4 separate regions of the Mus musculus genome follow, and regions 1, 2 and 4 are each linked to region 3. The links are chromatin loops, found by intact Hi-C in ENCODE. Cell type or tissue: left cerebral cortex. All regions are shown on one strand. Region 1 overlaps Itsn1 (intersectin 1 (SH3 domain protein 1A)). Region 2 overlaps Cryzl1 (crystallin, zeta (quinone reductase)-like 1). Region 3 holds the start of Gm25245 (a small nuclear RNA gene). Region 4 overlaps Cryzl1 (crystallin, zeta (quinone reductase)-like 1).

Region 1 (8,000 bases), 89 kb after region 3:
AGATATGGCCCAGTTTCAAGTTCACTGATGGCTGTTTTATGGCTATGCCAAAGGTCACTGAATCTCTTACTGTGATGGCCTCTCCTTCACGGGGTCGTAAAGAGACTCAGAAATGGGGGGTTTCAGGGTCCTATTAGCTGATGTATGAGATATTCACCTGAATAAACTGTAAAGAAAGGGTTATCCCTCCATAAAGATGCCTGTAACAACAGAAAGAGGAGGAGGAGGAGGAGGAGAAGGAAGAGGAAGAGGACCGGCAACAGAGGCTGAGAAGAGACCAGCATCTTGGGATAAAGTGTTCACAAATCTGGATATCTAACTTTTTATAATTATTTTGCTTTTTGTTTGTGCCTTAGGCTGTCCTTTGGAGATAAACGGCAAAAACATACTCAGACCACTGACTGTAATTTCCTGAACTTGACGCCACAAATCTAAAGAGCTTGATTACTATTAATCTCATAGGAAACCAATCTGGGCAGCAAGAACCCTGTCTCGAAAAACAAAACAAAACAAAAATTCTAGGTATTTGTTTTATTTGTATATTTGTCCTTTATTTATCTACTGGGGGAGGGGGGAGTATGTGCACATGTGCGTGCCTCTGTGTGTGTGTGTGTGTGTGTGTGTGTGTGTGTGTGTGTGTGTACAACTTTTGGTGGCTGGTTTTCTGTTTCTGTCACTTGGGTTCCAAGGACTGAACTCTTTTATCACTGAGCCAACTTGCTGGCCCCCTTGAGTTTTATGATACAATAATATTTCCCAATTAAGTGACACAACAAACAAAAGAGTAAACAAGTTAATGAGCCCAGAAAACACAAAAACATATCTCCCGGTAATCTAGAAAAAAATTATTTCAAGATATAAAAAAAAAAGTACAAAGTCAAAGAAAATGGACGTTCTATATTTAACTGCAATTATAAAGTTTATTCATGTGATATACTAAACGCAGGAAGAGCATAAAGATGTTCAATTTGCTTTCTAAATTCTAAGAAGGTTCAGATTAATGTTTGCAAAACATGTTCAAATCATTCTTTGAAAACCGAAGTCAATACTCACCAAGTAGCACTACACAGCCAGCCTCTGGGCAGTCTGACCCTATCCTTTCTGCACAGCAAGCTTAGAGTACTCTGCTGTTTCCATAGAAAGAACATGGACTCTAGTTTCTCCTAGAAACTGGAACTCCCCAACTGTCTCAGCTTCACACACAAGGAAATATGCCATCATAGAGGAGCATGCCACCTAATACAGCATGCCGACTACTCTAGTGTGCCACCTATTACAGCCTGTCAGCCTGTCACCTACTACAGCATGCCGCCTCTAAAGCAGAAAGTTGTTGGGTAAATGATACAGAGGATGAAAAAAAAACTTTCAGGAGACTGTCTTTGCCCCTTTCTCTCATAACCTTTTATTAAATGTTTTTCCAACCTTACATAGAAAACACCCATATTTTATACCAAAACAAACAAAAAACAAACAAACCCCAAACCAACCAAATCTGTCTCCGTGTGACATGAAATCTGGTATGTAACACATGCTGTCTGTTTTACATCTGGGTAGTAGTAGGTCCATACTCAAGGATTCTAGATGAAGTTCCCAGAACCACAAGGAGTCAGTTAAAGGATTTTTATTATTCTAGGTGGAAATAAGAATAAAATTTCATGTTGAGCAAAGTGAGGTGGCAAACTTGAAGCAGACAGATATTTGTCCCTTATGGGGCCACCACTGCCAAGGACAAGAGAGGTCCCAGGAAGGCTTCTTCACGGTGTCCTCTGACACTCTGCACAACGTTGACATCTCTCAGCCCTGTAAACTACAGAGCCCCAGGGACTACAGCCTGCCCCATGTGCCCTTTAGACAACTCAGCTTGTTGAAAAAAGCTGAAACCTGATTTTCTGTAAAATGAGGTGTAACAAGAAAGCTATAGATTTAAAAGTTTAAAATGATATTTCAAGAGCATGAGTTTGAGATGTGTTGGTTGTATGTAAGATACATTTTATAAACAAATTTATGGTAAATAAATTTGGTCACTGAATGAAGATGCTAAATAGTAATTTAGCTGGGCATACTGGTGTGGTGAATTAAATTCCAGCACTCCAGAGGCAGAGGCAGGGCAGAGTGAGTTCTAGGACAATCAAGGCTACACAAAGAAACCCTGTCTCTAAAAATAAATAAACAAATATACAAATAAACGAGGGGAGGGGAGAGAAATAATAGCAATTTAGTAGCAATACTCACTATCAAAATCTGCTCTTGGCTAGTATACTGGTTAGATGGTTTGCTTGACCCCATCCAGAGTTTAATTCTTAAAGTTCCCATCAAATCTTTCAAGTCTTGAATTTTAGGCATGTCAAGTCAGGAATCTCCAGCACAGGAAGGAGCCTCTATGTCAGGGTGTTGTATGTCTGCCTCACCAACTTTCCTTTATGAGACGATAGCAAAGTGTAACTGCTACAGTGAGATTCTTGTCTTGGGGGCAATGCAGAACTAGGCCCATCTTGAGTCCTATGTAGAGACCGTGTGGGAACCGGGTGAACCTTGCTCAGACTACCACTGGCTATAGTTGTCTCCATCTGATAAATGCATGGAAAATAGCCTCTGTGAAATGGAGCAAGAGTCTCACATTTCTAAGAGCGCAGAATGAAGGGTGAAGGTCGCGGATTTGAGGTCATGTGTTAAACCCAAAGTTGCCAGCAGTGCTGTGATTCTAAGTATGCTAACTTATTATTTATTTTGCAGTGGGATTAAACCTATGGTCTCATTCATGGTAGGCAAATGGTCTATCACTGAGCTGTTGCTATAAGTTTTAATATTCTGGTTCCAATATGAAACAAAGGCCTGCTGTCTGCCTACAGCAAGATTCTGTCCTCATTTTAGATGAAAACTCAAGACTTTCCCTAGCTTATCAGATAAGATAAAAAGCTAATTCTTCCCAGGGTAAAGAAAATGGGTAAGACCTTTAGCGGAAGAATGAGTCTAGGGAAAAGAATAAAAGTAGATTCTGTGATTATGTGTGTATAGAAAGACTATAAAATCCTCAGTCTTTATTGTCTCAGTCAAAACAAAATGCATTTATACCTACAAAAGGAAGCCGTGTGTAGTGCGGTGAGGCCGGCGAGTGACACGGGGCAGCGATCCTCACCGGATCCATGCACGCCCACAGTCAGCTGCTTCACGTGGGCGTGGCGTCCCAGGCAACTCTCCTTAAAGTGTTGTTAGCAGCTAAGGCCGGCCAACAGCTCTGTCTTCTTGCCTGGGAGTGCATAACCTCCACGAACATGAAATGAATCTGCTGAACCCTGACTTACTGCCGGGGCCTTTGAGAAAAGAGCAGCTGTGCACCCGTGGGTGACCGCGCCGGCACGGCACCTCTCTGGGAACGGGAGGAGTGCATCTTACAGCATTTGTGCAGATGCCCCGGAAGCACTGCTGTCTGCTGCAGAAACGCCAAGGGTCAGGCCGAGGCTCCTTCTGGTCTAGTTCCTACAGAAATTTTGCTTGCTATTGAACACATGCTCTAAAGTCAGGGGAAAACCGCTTTGTATTTTCCAGCGTGGTGGACATAAAGAGAAACAGCAGGAGATCACAGAGAAACTAAATGCTAACGCAGTCTCTCAGTTGTCTCATTTCTTTTTTGGTTTCCGCAGATTTCAGAGGAATTCCAGAAACAAAAAAACCTCAGTCAACACAGCCCCTTCAGTGGACCCCCGTGAATGGACGTTAAAGGATCAACAACACAGCTATGATTTGCATTTGCCATATGAACTTTACTGATAATAAGAAGTCAAAATAAGAATGTAGAAGGCAAAAAGAAATGTTATAATTTCAAAATAAGCCTATTTGGGAAAGGGCCAGTGTGTGTGGGGAAAGCTAAGAACTTCTGACACCACACGCAGCAGCGTCACACACACACACACACACACACACACACACACACACACACACACACACACAGAGTCACAAGACCGCGACTCAGTCCATCTGATGGTGCTCTCTGCAGCAATGGCAACAGCTACGAGCACTAACATCTCTAGCCCACAGATCTGAGTGTCAGTCACAAGCCTTTGCCTGAGCATCTTTCCCTAGCATCTGAACCGAGTCTTAGGCCAAACTGGTAGAAAAGCAATCATTAAGGCAAACGCTGTGCTTCTCCTGTGTTCCGAAGCTGACGGTCCTCAAAGGTTTACATCCAGGCACTACCCACTACCTGGAGACTCTGTGAGACTGTCCCCATGTTAAATCCTTTCTGCTTAATACAGCAGTAAGTTACAGTGAGAGCAAGCGAGAACAGCTTTTATTGTACTGGGGATAGAGAACTCAAAGAGGCACCTCCCATACTGATACGACACACACACACACGCACACACACACACACAAACAGGAAAGCAATGTGAAATGAAACACACGTCGGCTACACAGCACTCCCCTAAGGGAGAGTACTTTCCTGGAATTGTACAATTGAGCAAGTTCACTCCTCAATGCTGAAAGAACTGCACAAATACTTTAACTTGGATGTCTAGACAATCTGGCATGGACTCTTAATCCAAAGGGCAACAAAAAAAAAACCCTCAACTATACTTTCTAGTTTAAAATTTTCTTTTAGTAGTAAAGGTTTTAGTTTTATTTCTGAGTATTAGGGGCTAAATGGGCCATACATAGTAAATTATAAGGAATTTTAAGGTTAGAAAACTAAAGTGAATATTTTTGGAATGCAATGAACTATCCACTGTCTCATCTAACTACCTATTTATCTATGTTGTCAGTCAGTCAGTCAGTCAGTCAGTCAGTCAGCCGTTTACTTCTGAAAAGGATCTCATTATGCAGCCTCAGCTGCCCCTGACTCAGAGGTCGGCCTGCTTCAGCCTACCAGGCGCTGGGATTTAAGGTGTGTGCCACTATGGCAAGCCTGAGTTAACGTGATTAAAACAATGGAACACCATACAGAAAGAGGCTTGTGTGTGTGGTTTTCCTGAATTACTGTGCAGGGTGACAAAGCCATCACCAGCTGTGCCAGAGACAGAGCCATGACCCCATGAACTAATTCAGCTGAAAGGCATTTAAAGTGAGGGAGATAAGACAGGTCATACTCCAGACGATCACTGGAGTGGCAGGGAAATTTCAGTTAAAACAGAAAAGCACCTGGGTAACCCTCAGTGAACACAGAGAAGAGAGCACGTTGGGCCTGGCTTTGGATGTGACATGTTTATAAATAGGCAAAAAAAAGAAAGGTGTGAAAGGTGGGCAGGGGCAGGGGCAGGGCCCTAACACAGGCTACCTTACAGACCTCAGAGAAAGCAAGCACAACTGGAGGGGCAGCGGGCACCACGACAGCCTTCACACAGAGGCCCTGAACCACTGCTCACAAGCCAAGCAAAGGGGAGGCGGCCCAGCACCCAGGAGTCACCTTCAGCTGGTTGTTGAAAACATCAATCTCCTGCAGCTTTGACCTGGTCTCTCTCTCCACCTCGTCCAGCTGCTCCCGGAGCTGCTGCCGGGCCAGCTCCTTTGCTTCCAAGGCTCTTTTGAGGGTAAGAAGCGAGTCTCCTATTTCAGAAGAGGACACAAGTTAGGAGAACTTTAGCTAACAGTGTGGAACATGGTCAACTTTCATGTTTATGAAGGGAATTCTTGCTGATAAGGGGGGTGGGGAGGGAGGGACGGAGGGAGGGAGGGAGGAGGGGAGCACTACTCAGGGATAAAACAAATGCCTGAACAAAAGTCACCTCTTCCAGCATTCGGGATGTGTACCAACAGAACAAACAAAACATGCAAATCAATAAGACACCTACTATGCAAACTGTTCTGCTGGACTTGTTTTAACTGGTCACTGAGTATCTGTTTCTCTGGAATAAGTCTTCCAAGCATTTGCTGAGATTCCTAGGGGAGAGGGAAGGAAACAGCAGGTGAGTGAGTGACCCTGAGATCCCAGGGTCCTTCCCTGTCACTTCCCACCTCACCTGCATCTTTTGCACATTGCCCCGCCACGCCTTTGGTTCTGCTTACGAGGGTGGGTGTGACATACATGAAATGAAAGAAACTCCCACTCTCTTAACTGCAGAGATGCAGCACAAAGGCCACAAGCTGGCTGCAGGTTAGCATGGTGGGGTCAGGTGGGGGTCAGCCTCAGCTGGCTCTGCTCTGCATGTGGCACTCACTAGCTTCAACCGAGGCTGACTGCATGCCTAACGTTAGACACACAACTCAGAAGGACATTTGTCACATCTAGAATCCTAAATGCTACTCATGTTTTGCCATCACAAAGGAATTTTAAACTTAAGAGTCCTGAATTACCCTCTTTTTCTGTCCTCCCCCCTTTTTAATTTAGCACAGAAAAAAGTTGAAACCAAACTACATAAGGGAGACTATTTGGAATTTCTGTGGTAATGTGCCAAGCACAGTATTTGTTGACTTTCAGCTGTAATGATCTGGTAGTCACTTTAGTAAACTGGCAGCCTTGCTGGCTTACTTGACATTTATTTTTACCTTAGTGGGGAAAAATGACTCTTGTGAGAAAATAAAATGCCTTAAGAATTTCCTGTAGAGGCCCAGATCCAGTCTCTCTGGCACCCACTTGTAGACACACATTGGCATTTGCAGAATGAACTGTGCTAGGCCTGCACGGTAGGAGGTTAACTCAATAGAGGGATTCAGGGACCTCTTAGGCCTCTGAGTGACCCACAGCAGACTTTCACAAAACAAAACACACAGCAGACCTTTGTCCTGGAAAGCAAAGCCTACTCAGTGCTTTCAAGCCCCATCAGGAGGAACCTGCGCCATTTTCCACCCACTGAGATGTCCCCCATGGAAAGGGCTCTTTAAAAAGCATAGCCCAGGCTGGGCATGACTCAGAGGTTAAGAGCAGGGCTGTTTTCACAAAGGACCAGCAAAGGATTCAGCACTCCTCCATAGCCATGCATTCATGGGCACAGATCCACATACAGACACAGAGAGTTACAAACACACAGACACACACAAACACAGAGACTTACAAACGCACAGACACACACCCAGACACAGATACAGAGACAAACAAACACACAGACACAAATCTAGACACACAGAGATACAGAGACACACAGACACACAGAAGAAGTAAAGTAAATCTTTAAAAAAACTTTAGCTTCAAGTTTCTCCAATAGGTCACGTCAATACCAAATGTGCCGGGACTGACTACAAAGGCAGAGCGCCAATGCACAGGAGGAGCAACAGCAGCCAGCCTCACTGTCTGTGTGCTTCTCTTCCTCAGAGCATAGCTGCGGTCACCTCACCAGTAATCCAGGACCTGCACCTACCAATGACGAACACTCTTGTGTTTGGTACCAAATGTGTTCAGTCATAAAACACTCAGTCACAATAATGGCATACTGAGCACACGATCTTTACTCTCAATCTCTTTGGGTATTATTTGCCCAGATTTCTGAGTAACAATTCTAAAAGCTACAAGGGCCCACCACTAGGCAGAGGCAAGTGGATCTCTTTGAGTTCAAGGCCAACCAGAGCTAGAGTGAGACTCCAAACAAACAAACAAACAAACAAATAAAATAAAAGGAGCTACAATACAGAAGAACATACTTCAAAAAAAGTAAACATAGTTTTTAACACTTGAAAACGACTTCTGGCCATGAACTTCTCATCCTGGTTACTTTCCGTGATCACAGCCTCAATCTCAAACCGATGCTACTTTCAAGTACAGGAAACCACAACAGACAGACGGGAAGGGAACCTCTTCTGAGGGAGGATGCGCCTCTCTGGGTGACCGCAGTGGTCACAGGGGGAGGAGTCTAACTCAGGAGTGTGTTTGCCTAGAGTGCAGGCAGAAGGAAGGCCTGTGTGTGGCCCCAGCACAGCCACCGCTGCAGAACGCACAGATCTGTAAGGAAGCTGGAACTCTACCATGAATCAGCTTGCTCTAACTGGCTAATTGGACACGCTAAGGTGAAAAAGAGTGCATATGTTTTTCAGGTGTATATGGGAATATTCACTAAGCTTATACTTGATCCAAAGTC
Region 2 (8,000 bases), 210 kb after region 3:
TCAGGGAATCCAATGCCCTCTTTGGCTTCCATGGAACCAAACACACACATTCTACACAGATATACATGTTGCCAGAACACACATAATAAAATAAGCAGGTAAATAATTAAATGCAGTTTCCTTGTGATGCTAATGCCTACCTATTTCTGCTCTTTAGTTGGCAGGAAGGTAACGTTCTTTCAGCCAGACGACGAAGTGGTCGGTAAGTGGTGGTGCCCAGGTCCTCAGTCCTCTGTCGTCAGCTGTCTTTCTTCTGTGTAAATAGTAATGCTCACTGTGACCGCACGTCAGATAAAGACACTGTCTTCGACTGGGAGTGTAGTACATTCAATCCTCACATTCCAAAAGTAAAGATACTCTTCTGACTTTTGGAATTAGTCCTCAGATACTGACTACTGAAGAAAACAGAGAGCTTAGCCTCAGCAGAGCACATCAAGCCTGCCAGGCGCTGGCCGAGCGGTCACAGACAAAGCCAGCAGGACGCACCCTTCCCTCCATGTTCTGCTCTCCTGCCTAGTCCCTACTGCTTGGTCAGACTGAAATTTCTAGAAAAAGTCACAGGCCTGTGCTTGAAGATTGTCCATGGAGTGAGCCGTAGAACCTCTGTTCACCCCACAAAGCTCTCTGCTGTACTTTTACAAATGAAAATTAGCTTGAAGCAAATTTGTTATTCTTTTCTTTTTACTTCTTCGAGACAGGGTTTCTCTGTATAGCCCTGGCTGTCCTGGAACTCACTCTGTAGACCAGGCTGGCCTGAACTCAGAAATCTGCCTGCCTCTGCCTCCCGAGTGCTTGGATTAAAGGCGTGCGCCACCACTGCCCGGCTGAATTTGTTAATTCTTTTTTTTTTTTAAAGATTTATTTATTGTTATATGTAAGTACACTGTAGCTGTCTTCAGACACTCCAGAAGAGAGAGTCAGATCTCATTACAGATGGTTGTAAGTCACCATGTGGTTGCTGGGATTTGAACTCAGGACCTTCGGAAGAGCAGTCAGTGCTCTTAACCGCTGAGCCATCTCTCCAGCCCTGAATTTGTTATTCTTTTTTTTTTAAAGATTTATTTATTATATGTAAGTACACTAAAGTGCTGTCTTCAGACACTCCAGAAGAGGGTATCAGATTTCATTACAGATGGTTGTGAGCCACCATGTGGTTGCTGGGATTTGAACTCGGGACCTTCAGGAGAGCAGTTGGCACTCTTAACCACTGAGCCATCTCGCCAGCCCCCTTGTTATTCTTAAATCTATAATCACTGCAAGCATTTTGGGAACATCTGCTCATGCCTGTGTCCCAGACAGTCCTGCAACTACGTGTGAACGCCACATTCATAACTGTCTTGGTCTTCCTCGTCTTCATAGACGGCATCCTCTGAGCCTTGGGAAAGGCCGTTGAAGATCAGAGGGACGGGAAAGCGTGTCTCCAGCTTTCACGGGGCCTCTGACTCGAAGAACTGATGATTGTAGTCTTAGTTATCCAAGCACTCAGTAATACTCTGTATTGCCTACGTTTCCTTTTGTAAGAGAGCAGACTTAGAACTTGAGTAGCCTCCAGAAACGCAGGGTTCTGTTCAGGGCATACTGGGGGAAGGAGGCTCAGGGACCCCAGCACTCCAGGTCTGCTGCATGACATCGGCCACCTTTACATCAACTTCACTGTACAGAGTTTACATGAACGTATCTCCCAGGAAATGAGTTCACTCACAGACTTCCCCTTAAGCTTCTTGTTTTAATTTTTAGGAATTCTGCCTTTGGATTCCGAAGACCCCGGGCTCTGTGAGGTTATTCGAGTACATGAGCATTACCTGGGTACGTGGCAGTCTGTCCTTCAGAACTATATAAGTCTATTCCACTGAGAGCATAACCTTTCCTTAGCCAAGTGATACTTCTGGCGTATGTTATTTATAAATTAGTGCTTAGATTAAGCATTGTGTAGACCTGTGAGATTTACTAACATTGCTCATGGCTGTAGAATCTTTCACATCAGAATTTATAAATGTCTTGCTCTTGGCTTATTTGTGTGTGTGTGTACTCGAGTGTGTGTTGTTAGAGATAGAACTTAGGACCTCCAGTCTGCTAAGCAAGAACTATACCATTGAACTCTTCATTACTGACTAAAACAAACAAACAAAAAAAATGTACACAATTTAGACAGTATTTGTCAAAGCTGAAACAGGAAAAAATTTTAAAAGCTTGTATTTGGTTTTTGTTGCTAATAGACTTTGATCAGTATTCAGTTTTATTTTTCATGAGAAATTACATTTTGAACATTTCGTAAATGCATATACACGTCCTGAAAATAATGAAAAGATACTTCATCTCCTGTGCAATTGGAGTAGGTAAAGAACATTTAGGAACTAGAGCTGATAGGTGGCCCCCACTTGCTGTAGAAGCTGAAGCCATAAGGAGAGACAGCTGAGCTGGAGAGGCAGCTCGGGCAGTGAAGAACGTGCTGCACAGCCCTCAGGACCTGATTCGGAACTCCTGAAGCCACAGAAAATCTAGGGACAGTGGTGCAGACCCGTAGCTGCAGTGCCGAGGACAGCAGGGACAGCAGGGTTGCCAAAGGCTTGTGGGCCAGGCACCCTAACCAACTGGGGGACACCAACTTTGATGAGAGAGATCTTATTTCAAAAAGAAGGATTGTGAATGGTTGAGAAGACACGCCACATGTAGCGCTGGCTTCCACATGCCATGTGCATGGGTATGTACACCCAGATACACATGAACACATACATACAGCCAAATGGCTTTTAAAATACCAGCAACAAGACAAAGCCCCGATAGGCAGGGTGAGTCCTTTGAGGTGTTGGAGATGGAGCCCCAAGGCCTCGTGCTTGCAGTCATGTGCTCTGCCATCATCTGCATCCCCAGTCCAGCAGGAAATGAGCACTGACTTTTGGGGCCTAGCTGTAATGTGTTCTAAATGATGCTCTTTCCTGGTTCTGTTTATAAGTCAGGAAGGTGGATTATAGTCCAGGAGTGTCGGAAGTCTATGGAGTAGACAAGTGCTGAGAGTCTTTGAGGACAGAGCTGGGATTCGATGTTTCCTTAGGGGTGGGTGGGTCCTCTAGTGCAGCTGTGGTAGAACATGGCTGTGTTCCTAGTACTTAGGCCAGAGACAGGATCTAGAGTTCAGGACCCGGGCTACAAACCAAGGACCTAACTCAGAACAGCCTCTAAGAGTGACCACCACTGGGGTTAGAGCGTCTCAGTGGTGAAGAACACGGGCCTCTCTTCCAGAGCGCCTGAGTTCAGTTCCCAGCACCCATATCTGGCAGCTCACAACCATCTGCAATTCAGCTTCAGGGGGCCCGACACCTCAGGCTTCCATGGACGTGCACATATATGGCCTGCAGACACAGATACATGCACACATCCATATAAAAAATCTTTAAAAAATTAACAAATGACCACCAAAGTTATGAGCCCTCGGTGAGCGTCCTGGCCACACTCACTGCAGAATGAGGCTGTTCAGCTAGAAGCTGTTGTTTGCAGCTCCAGCTTTTTATGGGCAGAGGCTGCTTTCAATACATTTCCGGAAACTGCACTGGGAAATCTGAGATTCAACTTGAGCGACTGTGCAGTAAGACTCAGCATTCAGTCATTGCGATTGCGTTCACCTGAATCTTGTTCTTTTACCAAACCCAAGTATGTGGTTCCAAACGACCACCAGATGTGAGCACCGTTTCACAATATCAGTGACACTTCAAAACTGGGCTCCTTCCACCTAGCTTAGACTCCTTTTTAAATGTTCGTTTGTTTGTTGTCTGTATGGGTGGAGAGGTGACGAGCAGGCAGGGTGCATGTGTAGAGCTTAGAGGACCACTTGTAGTCTGTAGTCGGTTCTCTCCTTCCTTCTGCGCGTGGGTTCCATGGGTGGATCTTGGCCGTCAGGCCTGGGGAGAGTGTGTGTTAGCACGGAACCATCGCCATAGCCCCAGCTGCTCTCAGCTCTCAAGGCTTTCCGCCAAGCTTAAAAATAATTTCATTCACTCAAAATTGGGCATATACTTTCAACTCTGTCCTTTATTCTTAGTGTTCATGTAGCGACCATTGATCCTTATTTTGTTTGTTAGTCTTTCTAACATAATAAGCATTGAGCATCTACCGTCAAAGCAAGGCCCCTTACCAGTTAGTTAGAACCTCTGGAGGCCAGCCCTTGAGAGCCCTTGCTGCTTCCTGAGGACTGGGCTTCAGAGCCCATCCCCCACACTCAGCAGCCTTCAGATTCCTGTCACTCCAGCAGCAAGGAGCATCTCGCCCTCTTATGGGCTCCTGTGGTACTTGAGTGCACACATATACATAAATTATAAAAATAAATCTTAAACTCTTTTTTTTTTTTTTGGTTTTTCGAGACAAGGTTTCTCTGTGTAGCCCTGGCTGTCCTGGAACTCACTCTGTAGACCAGGCTGGTCTCGAACTCAGAAATCCACCTGCCTCTGCCTCCCGAGTGCTGGGATTAAAGATGTGCGCCACCATGCCCAGCTAAAAATAACTTAAAAAAAAAAAACTTTTAGATTCTTAAATGTAGTTTTATTGCCCTTAATGTTTTTTGAAGGACTACATGAATGGTGTGTATATGTAGATGTGTGTGCACATGCATATGTGATTATATATATGCCCTGTTTTTATCACCTCTCTCTCTCTTCCAAGATAAGGCTGTGTACCCACAGCTGGTCTCAGATTTGTCATTCTTTTACAAGTGTGGGGATTATGTCATATGAATAACATTTTGATAAAATATGGCAGACTGAAATCTTATGGTGGGGAGATATTGCCTCCCCAAAAGCCATATAAGTAAAATATGCGTAGATGAACATGAGAATAGATAGGTCTACTTTAGTCTTTTTCATATATTCACTTTATTACCTATGAGGCCTTAGGTAAATCAATTACTATTCTGTACTTAATTTAATAATCAGCAAAATTAGAAAAATAGTATTAGGTAGATAAAGAGGAAAGAAAGAAAAAAACAAAATGCACTTCTTCTGCAGTGTTCTGAACGTGGGTCACTCCTGAGGTGGTGACCTCAGAATGCAGGGGTCTCTCCCTATGGCAATCACTTCTACACTGGACACACCAGACATGCTCTATTCCTATCTAAGTCTCTTTAAGCTTGGTGCTGTCTGCCTGGAGATAGCAGAGATGCTACAGTTTGAGGGTTCAGTCCCACAGAAGTGCCTTCATTTGTGGCATGGTCACTAGTGTGGGCCTTCGGGACTCTGATAAGAGTTCAGGTTTCCACTTCAGGCTTGTTTAGTTTGTAAGAGTGGCTGAGTGAGCGAGGACAGGGAATGGAGAGACAGATGCTCAGTGGTCAACATGTTAAGTTTTAAGAGCACTTGTTGCTCTTACAGAAGACCTAGGTCTAATTACCAGAACCCACATGGTCGTTCATAACCGTCTGTAACTCTAGGTCCATCCAGGGAAACTGGTGCCCTCTTCTGACCTCCAGGAGCACCAGGCATGCACATGGTGCATGCACATAAATGCAAGCAAACGCTGCTGCATGAAATGCAGAACTGCAGATAATACATTTACTGGCTTACTGTAACGGAGATTAAAGGATACAAATAAACAAATGAAATACATAGGACAATGTCTTTTTCTCTTGGAGGTCTTTGGTACTGGCGCACGCCTTTACTCCCAGCATTCGGGAGGCAGAGGCAGGCAGATCTCTTGAGTCTAAGGCCAGCCTGGTCTACAGAGTAAGTTCTAGGACAGTCAGAGGTACACAGATAGAAGGGCGGATGATAGACAGACAGACTGATAGATAAAAATAAAAACTGAAGGTCTTCATATCTGCCAGCAGGCAAAACATGTCATAGCTTTATGGCTCCAAGACCAGAGCAGCAAGATCAGAGCACAGAGAGTCAGGGACTTTGCTCTCTGAAGCTTGCTTCTGAACTGACACACCCCAGCAATAAAAAGATCGTATTTTACCTTCACTGAGCAGGCAACCAAGGACAAAAGGTCCAAATTCTTTGATGAAAGATACACTTATCATCATTTAGAAAATAAGACAGGCAGTGTGAGATATGACCAGGAACCAAGGGTGAAAGCAGATCTATAAATCATGCCTGCTCCAGAGAGTGTCATAAAGAAACACTCCTCCTGTTTCAGCCCAGCATTTTCTCCAGGGTGGGGTGTAGGCTCCGCCTCCCCACCAGGTGGTGTTAGTCTCTTGTGCTGCATGGCTGACTGCTTTGTGAGCAGCTCTTATGGAAAGCGTGGTTTACAGAAAGGATTGCTTTTAGTGGGAACAGCACCACAATTTATTTGAACAAGGATTAGTGGAAATGTGAAGAAACAGCTTCCTGGGCAGGTCATACAGAACGCTCACTTTTTAGACTGTCATCCCCGTTTGAGGGTTTGCGGGGCAGGGATGTTATTTCTTTGTTTAATTTAGAGACAGGGTCTCACCATGTAGCCATGGTGCTTGGAACTCACTATGTAGACCAGGTTGGCCTCAAACTCAGCGACCTGCCTGCCTCTGCCTTCCCTGCACACCCTTCCCCACCAGGTACTGGGATTAAGTGTGTATGTCATGATACCCAGCTATATGTTGAGCTTTTAAAACTATATTGGGAATTTCACTGTTTTTCTAAGTGCAGTGGAAGGCATCTGAAATACATGAAAATAACATACAACAAAAAACAAGAAAATGCTGAGACTTCGTCACTTCATAAAAGTACTCTAGAGGCGGCAAACATGAGAGGGGGGATCCTCAGCATTTTATTAGACAGGCACAGTAAGAATGTCACATGTCCAAGTGATGGGCTGTGGACTCGGAGTCAAGGATGGCCAGCGGCTGTTCTGGCGGCAGGTGCTATTGCTCAGAGCCACTGCCTGACAGCCCAAGACTGTAAACGCGTTCACCAGCTAAGAACGGACAAATACTTCCAATACTTCTATGTGGCCCAAGCCATAAAATAATAAAAGTGAAAGCTCCACCACGGTCTCCTAAGCAGGACAGGGAAAAGCTGTTTAAAACTCAGGGGAGGTGCGGCCTTCAGCAGCGCACACACTCAACAAACCTGGGCCCCTGCGGCTCTCAGAGTCTGAACCACCATCAAAGAGCAAACACAGGCGGGACCGAGGCCTCCCCGCACATATGTGGCAGATGCAGCTTGACCTTCATGTGGGGCTATCCCAAAGCTGTTGCCTGTATGTAGGGTATATTCTACTACCTGGGCTGCCTTGTCTGGCCTCAGTGGGAGAGGAAGTGCCTAGTCTCGCAGAGACTTGAAGTCCCAGGGTGGGGGATACTCAGGGGATCTCTGCTCCCTCAGAGGAGAAGGAGAAGGAGGGTGGAAGATGAACTGTGGAAGCGGGTAACAGGGAGGGGGCCACTGAGTGAGAGAGAGGGAAAGTGAATAAGTAAAAAAAATTATACAGAGAAAACCCAAGGTGGGGCTCAGGGTGTGCCCTCTGCTGTTTGTACATACACTGTGTCTTACACATGTATTCACACATTTTAAATATGAAATGATATAAAAAAAAAGATCAAGTGCAGAGTCAGGCAGAGCTGGTAACTGTTGAGTGGCCACGTGATGAACGGAAGGTAGAAGAGAAACAGGACCTGTGAGAGCGAGCGAGCGGGGACTGGTCAGGAGGAAGGCAATGTGTGTGACCTGTGTGTGTTTTCTGGTCAGCCCCACCGCTGTGCTTGACCTTCTGTGTGCTTCCTGAGTGCCTGTGGACAGAAACAGGGACAGAAGAGACAAAGGGAGGACTGCAGCAGCTTCGGCGCCCACGGTGGGACAGACGAGGTACTAATGGAACTTATTAATGAGCTCTTTCTTCTTGTCCTTTGTCATAATAGTTCATAAGCCAGAAAAGGTGTCATGGACGGAAGCTGCTGGCGTCATCCGGGACGGAGTCCGAGCCTGCACAGCTCTGTATTATCTTTCTCAACTCTCTCCTGGAAAGTCTGTGCTGATCATGGACGGGGCAAGTGTGAGTCCCAGTTGATGTTGTTTAAAAAAAAAAATTAGTCC
Region 3 (8,000 bases):
TCTACTTCTACCACTGGGCAGGGCTGAGAAGGAGCCGCATGCCACCAGCCTCATGGTCCACTACAAAGATCACAAAGGCTAGTTAACCTCACCAGCACTGTGGGGGAGGACCTACGTCCATCCTACCTTCTCTTCTGCACATTCGGAACACCTGGGACAAGGGACAATTGTGTGGGTGATTTATCTTCGCAGCCTATGACCACCCCAGCCCCAAAGACCAGCATTCCAGGAGAGAAGGAAAGAAGTCTCTGGACAAGGGGGCCAGAATTTAGGTGGGTCTGCATGTTGGCCTTCAGAGATCTCTGGATGGCCTGACCTTTGGGACCAGGGACAGTCAGAGAGCACACTGTCATTCCAGCCTTCGCGGAGCCCGGGAAGCTTCCTGCAGTAACGCTACCTGCACCTCTGCAGTCAGGACGTTACTCCCACTTGAGCCTCCAGCATCGTGAAGCCTAGGCTGGCAGTATTAAAAGGCACACAACATGCTGGGAGACGTGCTGGCCTAGTGCTCACACTTCCGAGAGTCCAGGAGCGATCAGTATTCACCCGAGTCACCAGAAGCCAGCTCTTAATTGAGAGGCATTTCTGGTCAGCTGGGTAAGGCTGGACTCACAAGGTCCCCTCTAACTAAAGTCATTTGCGATGCTCTCTCGGGGAGCAGGGGTTAGAGGTGAGGTTAGAACTGTTTCACAAACCCTCCCTGGTTCACTTGAAGCAACATTCAAGGTGGTCAAGTATAGAAGGGCTGTGCCCAGGAGTAGCCTGGACTTTGGATACTTTCCGGGGAAGAGAGTGGAGCAGGGAAGGTAGGCCTCCTGGCTCGGCGTGGGCCTCCAGGAAGTTTCCAGCTGACTGTTCACACCTGAAAACATCTGCGCCTAGAAACCCAAGCTCGTGCTCGCTTCGGCAGCACATATACTAAAATTGGAACGATACAGAGAAGATTAGCATGGCCCCTGCGCAAGGATGACACGCAAATTCGTGAAGGGTTCCATATTTTTGGACCATGATATAGCTGTCTCTTGTGAGACTAGGCCAGGGCCTAGCAAACACAGAAGTGGATGCTCACAGTCAGCTATTGGATGGATCACAGGGCCCCCAATGGAGGAGCTAGAGAAAGTATCCAAGGAGCTAAAGAGATCTGCAACCCTGTAGGTGCAACATTATGAACTAACCAGTACCCCGGAGCTCTTGACTCTAGCTGCATATGTATCAAAAGATGGCCTAGTCGGCCATCACTGGAAAGAGAGGCCCATTGGACAGGCAAACTTTATATGCCCCAGTACAGGGGAACGCCAGGGTCAAAAAATAAGAATGGGTGGGTAGGGGAGTGGGGGGGGGGGACTTTTGGGATAGCATTGGAAATGTAATTGAGGAAAATATGTAATAAAAAAAAAAAAGAAAGAAAAAAAGAAACCCAAGCTCAGCCTTCCTGTGTGCTTCCAAACGGTGAGAGGCTGAAGCCAGCATGTGGCCTCCCCAAATGCGCCTGAATTCTCTGACCATGCCATGTTCCTGACTAGAGCCCATTGTCTGTGGCAGCAGGTCTGGCTGCAGGCAGACTGTTTGTCTCTTCAGAATATGCGTGCATCGTATGAGTTAACATGGTCTCACCCCGGGTCATGGCTACAAGATCTCTTCCATTCTATCATGGCTCCACCCATCTCATCGACCACATATCCCCTGCAAGGCAGAAAAAAAAAATCCACACGTTTGAATTCCTAAACATTCACTTTGGATTTGTTTTTTAATAAAATTTAGATGGGTTGAACCCAAGTGACCTGATCACGCATTTCTACTCCTGGGATATGATTTTAAGTTTCTTCTATAGTTTATGCACTTAAGTTAGATTCCTAAAATACTCTCATATACATACAGAAAAATAATCTCTCGATGAGAAATCACATTTTACAATAACAAGTTAGATATTCAGACTAGAGACTGTTAAGTTTATGCAACATTGAACAGCATAGCCTCTTACATACTGTATACACATATAATCATCATTGCCAAAAACATACAGCAAAGATTTCCTGACGAACCACATACAGAACACAATCTTTTCACATTATGTAGTGGATTTCCGTCTTTTTCCTTTGTTGGAAAATGCACAAAATACAGAAACCCAGGAGCTGTGAGCTGACTGTCAGACACAGGACATTTGGCGGAGGTTTCTCGCCTCTGTACAGATATGTTCACCTATGTTCACCATCGACGTGTGGAATGTTGCAGAGCAGAAGAGCGAAGACAGTACAGCACAGGGGAATGGTAGCCTGCGCCCCTGTGTGCACCGCGGCAGACGGAGGGGCAAGGAGACTTTAGCTTGTGGGCTGCCAAGGACCAGAGCTGAGGCTGACCTCTCAGCTCCATTGACAACAAATGCTCAGTTAAATGCATGTCTTACCATTGAGCATCATTTGAGAGAACGATCTGACAGCAATATTCAGCAAGTAACGCTTAGAGAATGTTAATTGATGAAGGGTATCCAAAATCTTCACTCATTAAAATGGATGCTGGCAGAGTAGTGGTCAGGTCCCTCTAGGGATCATGACCCATTTAAGGTGATTTAAAGCTGAGGCAGGTGAGCCTTCTGTGGGTTTTCCCTTCTCAGTTTCTGTGTTTCTAGTTTTGAAAGAGGGTCTCACGTAGCCCAGACTGGCCTTAAACTCCTGATTCTCCTGCTTCTATCTCTGGAGCGCTGGGATTACAGGAGTGGAATCGGGAAACTCGAGAAAGATTATTGCTCTGCATGTGTGGACATGGGTCCACATCTGCAAACGGCAAACAGAGCCTCAAAGGGCTTGGAGCATCCAACACAACACAGGCTGCACAACAAAGCAACACACACACACACACACACACACACACACACCTTTGAGGAGCGGCTTCCTAACTTCTGGCCTCCCCAGAGCTGTGGGCTTCCAGAATGCAGAGGTTACACACACAGCAGAGCCTTTCTTCTTTGCGAACACCCAAAGACACATGGAGGATCTATCCCGTGAGAGCCCTGCCTCCCAGGAGTAAACTCTCAGACACTTGGCCTCTAGGGCAGAGAGGCATCTGGCTCCGCCCACTCTCTCTCCAGAAAGCAGTATCTAAAGGAACAAAGGACCTCTCGATGTCAGACAGGGACCCTGTGCTCTTCTAGGCTCTTCTCCATTAAAGTAGTTTAGAATCTCCTCTGTGACACCAGAAACCGGGAGACCAACCCTTGAATAGGGAAAGGTTTCATTTCAAAGCAGAAAATTCAACTTTGAAGACTCAAAGGCCCCACTTGATATCCAGAGACACACCCTGGACGGAGACTTGAGAAACCATCAACCTATGTTGACCATTCCCCGTCCATCCAGGGCGCTTCCAGGTGTTAGCCGGGGGTTCGGGCGCTGTAATTATTCTGCACTGTTTGTACTTTTAAGAGATAAAAGAGTAGAGTTTTGAAAAGCACCTCACTTTCTAAGAATGCACGAGGCCCTGGCTTTGATAATTAGCACTGCAAGGAAAGGAAAAGAAAACAAGGGAGGGAGGGGGGAGAGAGGGAGAAGGGACGATGTGTTTCCATCTCAGCTCCGCGCAGCCTGCCAGGGAGACCTTTCCAAAGAAGAAAGACATAACAAGGCCCTCCCTGCTCCATTCACAGTGTAGTCAAGGCCAGCCCCAGGGTGTTGGAGCCCCTCCAAACAGCAGGGCCCAAACTCAGCTCAGTTCTCTGCTGCCCCTGCTGAAATCCCTAATCATTTGGAGCAAGGAGGAGGCCATTTTTATTTTTGCACTTGGTCCACACATTACCAGCTGGTCCTGAATGCAGCTTGGGGAAGGGTAGAGCAAAACATCTCCTGTCTCCTTCAGTGGGACACACAGCCATCCCCCAATGCTTGGTACACACATACACACTCACTCACAGACACACTCCGGGCATCCAAGGGCTGCATCAAACCATTTGCCACTTAAAACGTCCAAAGTCGAAGTCTTCAGGTAGACACCCTGCTATCCTACCAAGTAGGGCTACCCTGTCTCGCAGGGACAGAGGCCTACTTCAGGAAGCCAGTCCTTTTCTGTGGAGAACTGAATTGCAACATTCCCCTCTGAAGGCACAGAAAAGGCAGGGAAGCTGAGGAGGGTCTCTGTCCACCCCAGCAGGCAGGAACGCCATTTCAGTAGGTGCCCAGCGCTGGGTTCACTCACACCTTCCTTCTTTGCTCACGGCTCAGCTGGGAGAGTCGGGGAGCACTACAGTCGGGTTCTAGCCCTGACCCTACCCCCACCCCTCTCACTAGCAAGTTCCACAAGAGCAATGCTGCTGGGATGCAGCAGGGGGCGCCAGCACCTTGACCCTGCCAATAGAACCATCTAGGTAGGAAGAGCCCCACAGTGCGGAAATGGCCACACAAGCCACCACGCTGCCTTTGGCTCCTATTTGTCTAAGGTCCCCACTCTTGTTTTCACCGAGAACAGGAGATAAGACAAGAAAGACAAAAGAGTATAGCCGGGGAGGCAGAAAACCACAGGCGCAGCTCTCGCACAGGATACGGGTACGATGGTTCTAAAAGAAGAAGGGAGGAATTTCCACAGCGTAAAAAGGAGCCTTGGTCACTGGCCAGCTCCCCAGAAATCCCGGAGGGACGCTGGGCAATCTGAAGGCTGACGGAATAAGCCCGCTTCTGAATGAAACTCTCCTCGGTGGACTTCGAACACTAAAATACTCATCACTGTAATAACAGCGAGACTCTAGGCTGCTCCAGAAAACAGAACAGATCCGATTAAAATATAGCATAGGACCTGACACAGCGTAGGGGCAATTCACCCTGAAATAGGACAGCCACACACAGTGCTAGGAGAATTATTTGCCAAAATATAAACTATTAGCTCCTTTTACTAAAGGAACTAGTTAGGTCTGAGTAGAACTGAGTTAGTTGTTTGGTGGAGATAAACACTAATGTTTCCGTACTGAGTTTTCTGTACCTTATCCTTCAAGACATCCCCAGTCCCAACCCCTGTGAGCCACGGCACCAAGAAACAAGTCCAACAATCCCCCTGTCTCCACATCCCCAGCTCTGGTACTACAGCTACGCATGCTGAATCTGGTTTCTTTACGAAAGGGCTGGGGATCAAACTCAGGGCCTCAGGTTTGCCGGGCTAGCACTTTGTCAGCGATCTACCCAGCCACTGAGCAGGAATTTTATGTTATTAAAGTGACTTAAAATTAGATCTACAAGTTGGCTTAAAAGCCACAAAGGAGGTCCCTTCTCTGCCTCCCAGCCCCCAACAGGCGGCCTGGACAGGATAGAGCCCCCCTGAAGGAACAGCATCCTGTCAGCATTGCTCACTGTGTTGCTGTTCCTGACTGCAGTCTGCCCAGGGTGCTGACATAGGAGTTTCAATGCTCTCAACTTAGAGAGCCTGAGATCCTGGCCATCTTTCTCACGGGTTGTATTTTCCTGTGCTTCTCAAGGACAGAACCTTTCCTGGCGCTTACAGACACGAAGTCATTATACACATTAGTGGATCCTTGGGACCACAGGGACCTCGTGCAATGTCCTGTGAGGAAACGGTCTCCGGGACTTTCTCTTCCTCTAGCTCAGCTACTTTCTAGGTATCAGGAAACAGGGAACTGGAAAGAGGAGTCCCTGTGGCAACCAGCCAGTTATTTATTGCAAGTCCAAACTAACAAGAAGTCTTCATTATTTCCTTGAATAGCCCTTCAAAGGACAATGTTCATTAATAGGAGTCATTCAAAAGAGAATGCTATGCCCAAGGGCCTCTGGGAATTTGCCACTCAGAAAGCCGTGATGGTGGGGGCTGGAGAGATGGCTCAGTGGTTAAGAGCACTGACTGCTCTTCTGAAGATCCTGAGTTCAAATCCCAGCAACCACATGGTGGCTCACAACCATCCGTAATGAGATTTGACACCCTCTTCTGGTGTGTCTGTTTTTTAAGTATAATAAATAAATCTTTAAAAAAGAAATAAAAAAGAAAGGAAGCCGTGATGGTTCTAGGGGCTGCTACACTAGAGGTCTAAGTCTCCATGACAAGGAGGGCAGGGGTAAGTCCCATCTTCAGTTTGCGAGTCTCTTCTCCAGAGATGCGGTCCCCTAAACCCCCACGGGGAGTACGTGGCACTGAGTGAGCCCTTACCTTCATAACCTGCGAGGAAGCCTCTTTAACGTTCTCTTTGACCACCTGCCCTGTCTCCCTCCTTCCTCCATCCCTTCTATCCTTACATCCATCCTTCCTTCTTTCTCTCTTCCTTTTTCCTTCCCTCCTTTTTTCTCCTGCATTACCTTGGCCCGGTGACCCTCACACCCCCACGTCCCTGCAGAACAGGGTCCCTTGGCAGGTAGGCAAGCAATGGAGTTGGGAAAAGGTCAGGTGCTGACCCCCCTTTAAAGGAGACTGTGCAGGGGAGGAGCGGGGAGATACAGGGGAGGAGGGGGTGGCATCTTAGGACCCATGTTGGGGACTCCTTACTGTCAATTACTAGTCAGCAAGATTGGGCTCTTCTGAGGAGGTTCCCACCACTCATACAAGCCAGCCTCTGTAGGCCTGCCCAATAAGGCATTCCCTGAAATGTCAGCTTCAATGTGTCTTTGGAGAATAAGGGGGAAACAAAGAAAAACAAGAATTTGGGCCCATGGGGCCAATCCAGGGAAGAGGAGGAGGAGGGGGAGGGAGAGGAGGAAGAGGAGGAGAGGGAGGAGGGGGAGGAGGAAGAGGAGAGGGAGGAGGGGGAGGAGGAAGAGGAGGAGGAACTGTCTCTAACTCTCGTGCATCTGGATTCTGACAGGGTCTAAAAGAGGAAAAGAATCCATCAGAGGTTTGGCTTCTTCCTAGGAATCAGGCCAGGTCCGAACAGCTAGAAACAAAGCCCTTGGGGGTGCAAATCCTCCCTGCGGTCTCAGCTGGCTCAGGTTCTCCACCTGTCAAATGAAAGCCAGAGGGGCCCGTCCATGTGTCCTTGATTAATGGATTCTAGGACACCCTGGACTGTATATGGTCACCAGCTCTCTCCTGCCCAGCTCTCTCCTGCCCAGCAGCTCCTGGGGAGGTAGCTGCTGTCCCACCCTGGAAGACCAACCTGCGATCACCCTTTCCAGACGCCTGTGACCTCGTGACACACGTCTAGAACACACGTTGGCACTGAGTGAAGATAACAGGCAGTATGAGCGGCCCATTGATCCACCTTTTATAAAAATGAAGACAGCTGAGCCCAGCGGGACACACTTGAAATTCCAGCACACGGGAGGCTGAGACAGGAGGACCCTAAGTTCAAGGACATCTTGGGCTATGGAGTCAGGTCCTGTCTGAAAATAAGGAAGAAAGGTTCTTTAGGGAGAGAAGTTTCTTATTTGCTGTCCAATGACAGAGACATATCATTACAAAATTGAACCCAGCACCCTTGCCCAGTTTCTCCAGCATTCCTGCTGACTCTCATCTAGAAGGCTCTCTGTTCCATCGAGGGCAGATCTGGACCTTAATGATTGACATATGTCTCCAAACTCTTGTGGACACAGCAAATCTGGTCCCAAGAGATAAAGCTATCCATCCATCTGCTGGGTGACAAAACATGGACGCTTCCCCAGAGACAAGGACTGACCCTTTGGATCAAGTGGCCCATGAAGGAAGCCCAGTCAGGGGCTTCTGTCCTCAGAGCTCTCGGGATAATTCTCAGGGGTGACTGAGGGTCAGAGCATAGCCAGGCTCCAGGAAAGTGCCTTCCTGAGTGAGAGGAGGTCAGAGTGTGGGAGGTACTGGCAGTGTGGCCCATAGAAGAGGGATGCCTTCAGGGGGTATCTGAACAGCTGGCATCAAGGTGCCAGGTGGTGCAGCCTGGGCAAGCATTTACAAAGCAGACATCTGAGCCTCAGATTCCTCGTTGGCAAGGACCTACCATTTGTAGGAACTGAAGGCTAGCTGGTCAAAAAAGTAGAGTCAAGGAGGAGAGAATCAAGGTTTGAGACTCTGTGTGTCACCCATGGGTCACAATAGGACTCCATCTCAACAGA
Region 4 (8,000 bases), 220 kb after region 3:
TTTTTTCTTCCTTGTTCTGTTATTACCAACTTAACCAAGTTTAAACCAAGTCAACTTTGATACAATTTAGAAACACAGGTTGTCTCTATTTTAGCTGATAATCAATAGTTCTCAGCCGTGAACACTGCCTGCCTTGTGCAGAATGCAGAGAAGCAGACCCATGTACACATAAACACAGGCCAGCTACAGCTGAAATGTGCAGGTCATGGTGGAGGCTGGTAAGCTCTCGGAAAGGTTGAACAGAAAAGAAGAAAAGTATTGAGGCTAGGGATAGTGGACAGAAGAACAAGGAAAGACTGGAATGAAGAAAGTAACAGAAAGTAACAGAGAAAAACAAGCAGAGCATGAGGGAAGGGCAGTCAGGAAAAGTCATGTGAAATGTGACTTAAAGCCCTTGGCAACTAACAGCGCTTTCAGAGTCTAACTGGCTTCTTCTAGATATAACTGAGCAGTGGTGGGTGGCACAGGCCTATCAATCCCAGCACTGGGAAGGCAGAAGCAGGTGGATCTCTGAGTTCAAGGCCAGCCTGGTCTACTGAATGAGTTCAATGACAGCCAATGCTGGGGGCTGGAGAGATGGCTCAGAGGTCAAGAACACTGACAGTTCTTCCATATATCCTGAGTTCAGTTCCCAGCACCCACCTGGTGGCTCACAACCATCTGTAATGAGATCTGATGCCCTCTTCTGGTGTGTCTGAAGACAGCTACAGTGCACTTATATAAATAAAATATTTAAATAAATAAATAAAGACAGCCAATGCTGTTACAAAGGGAAACACTGTCTGGCAAAACCAAAAAGGAAGAAGGAAGGAAGGAAGGAAGGGAGGGAGGGAGGGAGGGAGGGAGGGAGGGAGGGAGGGAGGGAAAAGATATAAACAAGACAAAGGACTGGACTAAGACTTTAGTCCCAAGTTCTTTCTGTTGCTGCTTTCTGCATCTGACAAAGATAAACAGAGATAGAAGCAAGGTAATACAGGAGCTAAGGGGGAAAAGCTGGAGATTGAAGATGTTTGAGAATAAAACTGGGGGGCAGGGAGATGGCACGGTGGGTAAAGCAGTCACCACTCAAACATGAAAACCAGAGTTGAATCCCAGAACCCATGTCCTGTAGTCAGCACTGGGAAGTAGAGGCTGATGGGGTCCCTGGGGAAGCTGGCTACATTAGTCAGGCTGAATGACAAGACAGCGTCTGTGGGAAACCCTACCTCAGTCAGTACACAAGTGGATGGGCCAGTGGGTAAAGATACATGCCACCAAATGCCTTCCCTGGGACCCACGTGGTGGGAAGAGAAAAGCTGTCCTCTGCTGTGGCACACACATGAGAACTTGTACACATGCACACAATGAATGTAATACGAAACAGTTGGGGTTTTTGTTTATTTTGTTTACTGCAGAACAGTTGAGGATCATTTCCACTGTAGACTTTGGGCCTCCATCCTCAAGTGCATATGAGAGCATGTTCACCTATAAACATTTGCAAATGTTCATATACACACAAAGAGAAAGTGGAATGGAGGTGCCAATTGTAGTTCAGTAATAGACTCCTACCTATCATGTAAGAAGGCCTGTGTTCCTCTCTCTGGCATGGGAAGATGGGGAGAAAGCTTAGGACAGAGGTAGATAGCTACGACTGTGTTCTTGAAAATGTTTGCCTGTTGGCTAATTCTCCCCCTACAGGATTACCCAGCACCTTCGTGTAAAGTTTTTGTTTACAATTTATTTTATATGCGTGTATGTATGCCACATGTGTGCGGGTGCTGTTCCAAAATAGGGAACCAGATCCCCTGAAGCTGGAGTTTCAGACAGTTGAGAATTGTGTGACAATGGCACCAGGAACCTGGGAGCTGATCTCAGGTCCTCTGGAAGAGCAGTATGTGCAGTGTAAGCCATCCCTGCACCCCTGCTTCTGCACTCTCACCCTGCAGCCCTGCTTCTGCACTCTCACCCTGCACCCCTGCTTCTGCACTCTCACCCTGCACCCCTGCTTCTGCACTCTCACCCTGCACCCCTGCTTCTGCACTCTCACCCTGCAGCCCCTGCTTCTGCACTCTCACCCTGCAGCCCCTGCTTCTGCACTCTCACCCTGCACCCCTGCTTCTGCACTCTCACCCTGCACCCCTGCTTCTGCACTCTCACCCTGCACCCCTGCTTCTGCACTCTCACCCTGCACCCCTGCTTCTGCACTCTCACCCTGCAGTCCCTGCACCCCTGCTTCTGCACTCTCACCCTGCAGCCCCGTACCCCTGCTTCTGCATTCTCGCCCTCACCCTGTAGCCCTGCTTCTGCACTCTCACCTTCACCCCTGCTTCTGCACTCTCACCCTCACCCTGCAGCCCCTGCTTCTGCACTCTCACCCTGCACCCCTGCTTCTACACTCTCACCCTACAGCCCCTGCTTCTACACTCTCACCCTGCACCCCTGTCTGTACTCTCACCTTCACCCTGCACCCCTGCATTCCTGCACCCTGCTTCTGCACTCTCACCCTCACCCTGCACCCCATCCTTGCCCTATCTTACCACCAAGAGTCACAGATTGCTGTTAGACTCTGCCTGTAGTCTGAACAGCTCTGACAAACATTGTCCTCACCGAGGTACTAAGAACAAAATGAAATAGAATTATATCCTCATTAGTTGAAATTCTGAAAATTTTTTTCAATTCTCAGTATAGTTCTATTGTACTATTAATATAATTCATTTTCCTATTGCTATAGTTCTTTCAAGAGCTAAGAACATAGCTCCGTAGAGGTCTGCTTTTTTGCAATTGATAAGGTCCAGGGTTTATCCATGTCCTTCACTTAGCACGCAGATACAAAAAAGTGTGTGTTTGTGTGCGTGTGCACACGCACATATGCAATAAGTGAAGCCAATCAAAATTAGCTTGATTTTTACCCTATCTCTACCAAAACCAATCACATTCCTGTTCCTCACATTCAGGGCTGTTATCCATTCCAGGGAGCTAGAGGAGCCAGGGGAGGTGGGTCCGTGAGTGAGAAGGGATGAAATGATGAGTGTCACAGTGTACAGACACAGGACGCATCTCTGGTTCCTGGGGCTGGCAGACTGTCCCGTGCTCAGAGACAGCTGACTCTGTCACAGGCCAGCCTCGGATGTTTTCAGCCTAGTGGAGCTGCCAACCCAGATTGAATTCCTAAAGAAACAGTTTAAGCAGGATTGACTTTTTCCTTTTAATTTAATAATTGTCGAAACTTACTAGCTGTTTTTTTTTTCCTTCCCCCCAATCTGTTTGTGTTGATCGCAAAGAAAACAGTACAATTGCTTCATTTCCTGTCCTTTACAGCCCGTGTGATTGATGTGTCTAATGGGAAAGTCCATGTTGCTGAAAGCTGTTTGGAGGAAACAGGTGGCCTGGGAGTAGATATTGTCATAGATGCAGGAGGTGGGTACCTGAGAACCGAGCAGATGCAGGAGGTGGGTTCCTGAGAACTGAGTAGCCTGTGTGATATTTTTAGTTAGATAAATTGAAGAAAAGGTTTAACTAGGAACTAATTATTACTGCACTCATAAAGTTGGATGTTTAAGGATTTGTTTTTAATTAAAAATTATTTAAAGTCTAACTCCTTCCCTGATTCCCATCCTCAACGCTGTTCCTCTGGAAGAGAGCACAGGTTTTAAGCCTTAGGCACTGAAGCTTAAACAGAACAGGGGAACCCTGTGAGAAAACCGTCATCAGGATGAGTCTCCACAGAGGGTCGCTACTACTACACGCCTGCCCAGCATTCCCTAGGCACGGGTACTGCATGGCTGCCCTCTAGTGGACGGCTGACCTCTGTACTGCTATAGAGGGAAACAAGTTTGTCCCATCTCTTTGTGAGCTTTTACATTTAACTTGAAGCCATCTCACACCTAGTCGTGCACATGTGGCGGCATCACTCCTCCTGAAGAGTCAGCGTTAGGAGCCGCACAGTGACTGTACTTGTACTCTGTTGTACTGTAGCCATTCTGTGTGGGCCTCCCTGATGTTTGTTTTCCAGGATTGGAAGCTGACGTATGAAGTCGTCAGTGGCAGTGTATACTGTACATCAGTGTGCTCACTTCTCACGTGTGGGCTTCAGTGCATGTGACTCTGTCAGTTAATGAGACAGCACTTCACCCCGTTGTATGAAGCCAGGCTGCTTAGAATTATCATGAGACATACCTTGCTTGCTTCCAAATAAAAATTTATTTTGCATTTAATTTTAATTAAGTCTAGAGTACATTTTGGTATAGTGTAAAACCAACTAAGTTTGCCTTTTCCAAAGAAAAGTGTTTCTTGCTATAAAACTGACTGATAAATAAAATAAATTGTCAGATTTTTATAAATTCTCTTTTTTCTCTTTTTTACTTACTCATTTGTAAGTGAGATTATATAGTAAAGATGATGAACCAGCTGTAAAGTTACATCTGCCACATAAGCATGACATCATCACACTTCTTGGTGTCGGAGGCCATTGGGTAACAACAGAAGAAAACCTTCAGGTATTATCAGAAATAGTAAAGCCTTGCTATTACACCAAGGGAATGCCATTAGCAAAGAGCAGCATAAGTTCTAATTACACCCTGGGCTTAAAAGAATGGAGCTTCTTTTCTGTGTTAGGTATGCACTGGTCAGATTCTATCCAGCAGGGAAGTGGTTCAGTTAGAATGAGTTACAGTTGTATTTTTAAATTGTATTTCATATTACACTTTTATGGTTGTGTACACGTGTATATGCAAGAGAGGCCAGAGGTAAACATCTGGTCTCTCCCTCTATTGTTCTCCACCCTATCTTTTGAGAGAGGATCTCTCACTGAGTTTAAAGCTTGCCAGTTTGGCTAGACTGGCTGGCACCAAGACCCAAGTATCCTGTCTCTGCCTCTCTAGCTCTGGGATGACAGCTGTGCTACTGCACCTGGCATTTTACATCTGGGATGACAGGTGTGCTGCTGCACCTGGCCTTTTACATCTGGGATGACAGGTGTGCCTCTGTACCTGGCCTTTTACATCTGGGATGACAGGTGTGCCTCTGCACCTGGCATTTTACATCTGGGATGACAGGTGTGCTGCTGCACCTGGCCTTTTACATCTGGGATGACAGGTGTGCCTCTGTACCTGGCCTTTTACATCTGGGATGACAGGTGTGCCTCTGCACCTGGCATTTTACATCTGGGATGACAGGTGTGCTGCTGCACCTGGCCTTTTACATCTGGGATGACAGGTATGCTGCTGCACCTGGCCTTTTACATCTGGGATGACAGGTGTGCTGCTGCACCTGGCCTTTTACATCTGGGATGACAGGTGTGCTGCTGCACCTGACCTTTTACATCTGGGATGACAGGTGTGTTGCTGCACCTGGCCTTTTACATCTGGGATGACAGGTGTGTTGCTGCACCTGGCCTTTTACTGGGTGCTAGCGTCCGACCTTGGGTCCTTGTGTCTATGCAACAACTACATTGGTAGCTTGAGTCATCTCCCAGACCCTAAAAATTTTCTTTCCAGTAACCTTATAACTGTAATGAAATAATTATAAATAATACTATCATAATTTTATAACCCAAATTGATATTCCTGTATGTCTATATAGATGAATTACCTCCCAAGGAAATATTTTTCAACAGAATTCTAATTGAATGTTTATATCATAGCTAATATATAAGTACTATAATAATATACCAGTCCAGACAAAGGTGCCTGACAGTAGTGGGCAGAAGGCACACAGAGAAGCTATCAAACACATTACCCCATCTCCCCCAGATGCCAGATCGGCCCTGCAACTGCCCTGTTCTATCTACTTCATCACAGCATAGAGAAGGAAACCTAAGAGTTAACTAATGGCAGGTAACTACTGGCTGTTTAAGCTTGTAGCAAGTGCTATGCTTCCTACAATGTTTAATTTGTACTAAAGACTTTGTAGTCTGAGCATCTTTGTGCTGTTCAACTTAATAGTGGTTGCTTTGTCTTTGTCTCTTCTATAAAGTTGGATCCTCCAGATAGCCACTGCCTTTTCCTCAAGGGAGCAACGGTGGCTTTCCTTAATGATGAAGTTTGGAATTTGTCAAATGCACAACAGGGAAAATATCTTTATATCCTTTTTTTGTACTGACTTGAATTTGAATTGCTAGCTTTGAATTGCCTTGTACTCATAAATTCTTTCAATGTAACAATAAGAAATGATAATTAGCTGTGAACTTTCCTTGAGTCTGTCTGACAGTGTGACATGTATCTTGTATTCATTTAAACATTAAGTCTATGATGCCTGAGTAATGTAGCTCCATTTCACAGGTGAGAGGCTACTGTTGGGTGCCCAGTGGTGCAGGGAGCAAGAGACAGAGTCATAATCACACCACAGGGTCTAACCCCTTCTGAATGGGAGATAAAGAATGAGACAAGTGGAAATTTTTCTTTTGCTTTTAACCTGGCATTACCTGATACCTAAATTGGTAGCATACTTAACTTTTATGATGGTGCCACTGCATAAAATATTCCTAAATGCTTACAGTTTAATTTTATAAGTATCATAATGGAACTTTTTTTAGAAGTTTATTTATTTATTTATGTGTATGTCTGTGTACCTAGTGTCCAAGGAGACCAAAAGAGGGTGTCAGGTCCCCTGAAACTAGAGTTACAGACACTTATGGCTCACTTGAGAACTGGGAACCAAACCTGGGTCCTTTACAAATACAGCAAGTGATCTTACCAATGAGCCTCTCTCCAGACCTTCTTTTTTTCTTTTTTTAAGATTTATTTATTTATTATATGTAAGTACACTGTAGCTGTCTTCAGACACATCAGAAGAGGGCATCAGATCTCATTACAGATGGGTTTGAGCCACCAGGTGGTTGTTGGGATTTGAACTCAGGACCCTGGAAGAACAGTCAGTGCTCTCTCTCTCTCTCTCTTTTTTTTTTTTTTTTTTTTTTTTTTTTTTTTGGTATTTCGAGACAGGGTTTCTCTGTATAGCCCTGGCTGTCCTGGAACTCACTCTGTAGACCAGGCTGGCCTCGAACTCAGAAATCCGCCTGCCTCTGCCTCCTGAGTGCTGGGATTAAAGGGGTGTGCCACCACCACCCGGCCAGTCAGTGCTCTTAACTGCTGAGCCATTTCTCCAGCCCCTCTCCAGATCTTCTTATTTATTGTTATTTTTCTTAATATGGATATACTATTGATTGCTAGTAACATAGTATGTTAGTTACATTTTTGTTGCTACGGCAAGCACCATGACCAAAAGCAGTTTATGGAAGGGTTCAGTTGGGCCTACAGTTCCATAATGGCTGGGAAGCCTTGTCATCAAGATAGGTGAGAGAGAGGGAGAGAGAGCGAGCAGTAAGCAGGGATGAGGCCAGGCCATAGACCATCAAAGCCTGCCCCGGTGAAGCGCTTCCTCCAACAAGGATGCACCTTCTAAAGGCTCCATAACTTCTCTAACACCAACCGGGGCTGATTCTTCAGACTCAGGAACCGGTGGGGGACATTTTTCATTAAAACTGCCACAAATAGATGCATATTAACTTGTTTTTTTTTCTCATTTTTGAAACAAATAAAAGAATTTATGGAAACAAGTTGAACCTGTTACCAACCGGATCAACTGATGAATGTTAACTCCCTGTGAGAGCTGAAATGCTGACTATACCGCGTGCATAATGCTTAAGTGAAGAAGACCATGGCACCCCTGACCAGCTCCGTGCTGACTGGCTGGCTGGCTGGCTGGCTGTCCTTACCACTCGCCTTCCAGCGCTTGTGTTCCTGTCACACCTCAGATACTGCTAATCATCCCGTTGCTCTAGCAGTGACTGACAGTTTTAGTAGCTGTGGTGCCACTTTGAATTTGAAAGTGCAAAGCTATATATAAAGAAAAAGGAGTCCTGCCCAGCATCTTGAATGGTTTCTTTACCCCTCTCTGCTAAGTTGAACCTTAACAATCCTTCCATTTACGTATCTTAAAAGATGTGATGGAGAAGTTATCAGCTGGTGTTTTCAGGTATGCTAAAACAAAAAACTAAATCATCATTTTTCAATTCTCAAAGA

Evidence for each region. Hi-C counts contacts between places; a loop is a spot of excess contacts. Peaks named below come from ENCODE experiments on the same cell type or tissue, not always from the same donor. Only the 100,000 strongest peaks of a DNase experiment are listed, where the experiment ranks them.
Region 1: it touches region 3 in a loop (2.6-fold over the local background); 5 of 42 quality-filtered maps call a loop at or near these places.
Region 2: it touches region 3 in a loop (2.9-fold over the local background); 26 of 42 quality-filtered maps call a loop at or near these places.
Region 4: a loop joins it to region 3, with 4 times the contacts of the local background. A loop is called at or near these places in 23 of 42 quality-filtered maps.

The regions. Positions count from the first base shown.
Region 1 is chr16:91,825,732-91,833,731 of GRCm38, reverse strand. It overlaps Itsn1 (intersectin 1 (SH3 domain protein 1A)), which reads right to left. Exons shown (of 39, transcript NM_010587.2): 15 at 5,784-5,871; 16 at 5,399-5,538. Among named protein-coding and RNA genes, the nearest start is that of Gm52262, 75 kb to the left of the region's middle. In left cerebral cortex, no CTCF peak of the experiment used is centred here; a DNase peak (open chromatin) is centred at 3,255.
Region 2 is chr16:91,701,031-91,709,030 of GRCm38, reverse strand. Cryzl1 (crystallin, zeta (quinone reductase)-like 1) reads left to right here. Exons shown (of 13, transcript NM_133679.2): 5 at 158-202; 6 at 1,738-1,806; 7 at 7,826-7,959. Gm10785 (predicted gene 10785) reads right to left here. Exons shown (of 6, transcript NR_040389.1): 2 at 141-253. Among named protein-coding and RNA genes, the nearest start is that of Gm10785, 16 kb to the right of the region's middle. In left cerebral cortex, a CTCF peak has its summit at 4,259; DNase peaks (open chromatin) are centred at 3,605, 3,927, 4,198 and 6,147.
Region 3 is chr16:91,914,310-91,922,309 of GRCm38, reverse strand. Itsn1 (intersectin 1 (SH3 domain protein 1A)) reads right to left here. Exons shown (of 39, transcript NM_010587.2): 39 at 1,731-8,000. It overlaps Gm25245 (a small nuclear RNA gene), which reads left to right and starts at 895; the gene lies at 895-1,001. In left cerebral cortex, a CTCF peak has its summit at 4,306 (motif pointing right); DNase peaks (open chromatin) are centred at 3,643 and 4,322; H3K4me3 peaks cover 504 bases; H3K27ac peaks cover 485 bases.
Region 4 is chr16:91,690,657-91,698,656 of GRCm38, reverse strand. Cryzl1 (crystallin, zeta (quinone reductase)-like 1) reads left to right here. Exons shown (of 13, transcript NM_133679.2): 9 at 3,298-3,396; 10 at 4,357-4,475; 11 at 5,953-6,058; 12 at 7,908-7,953. The region is part of intron 1 of Gm10785 (predicted gene 10785); the gene reads right to left. Among named protein-coding and RNA genes, the nearest start is that of Gm10785, 5.8 kb to the right of the region's middle. In left cerebral cortex, a CTCF peak has its summit at 3,773 (motif pointing left); a DNase peak (open chromatin) is centred at 3,775.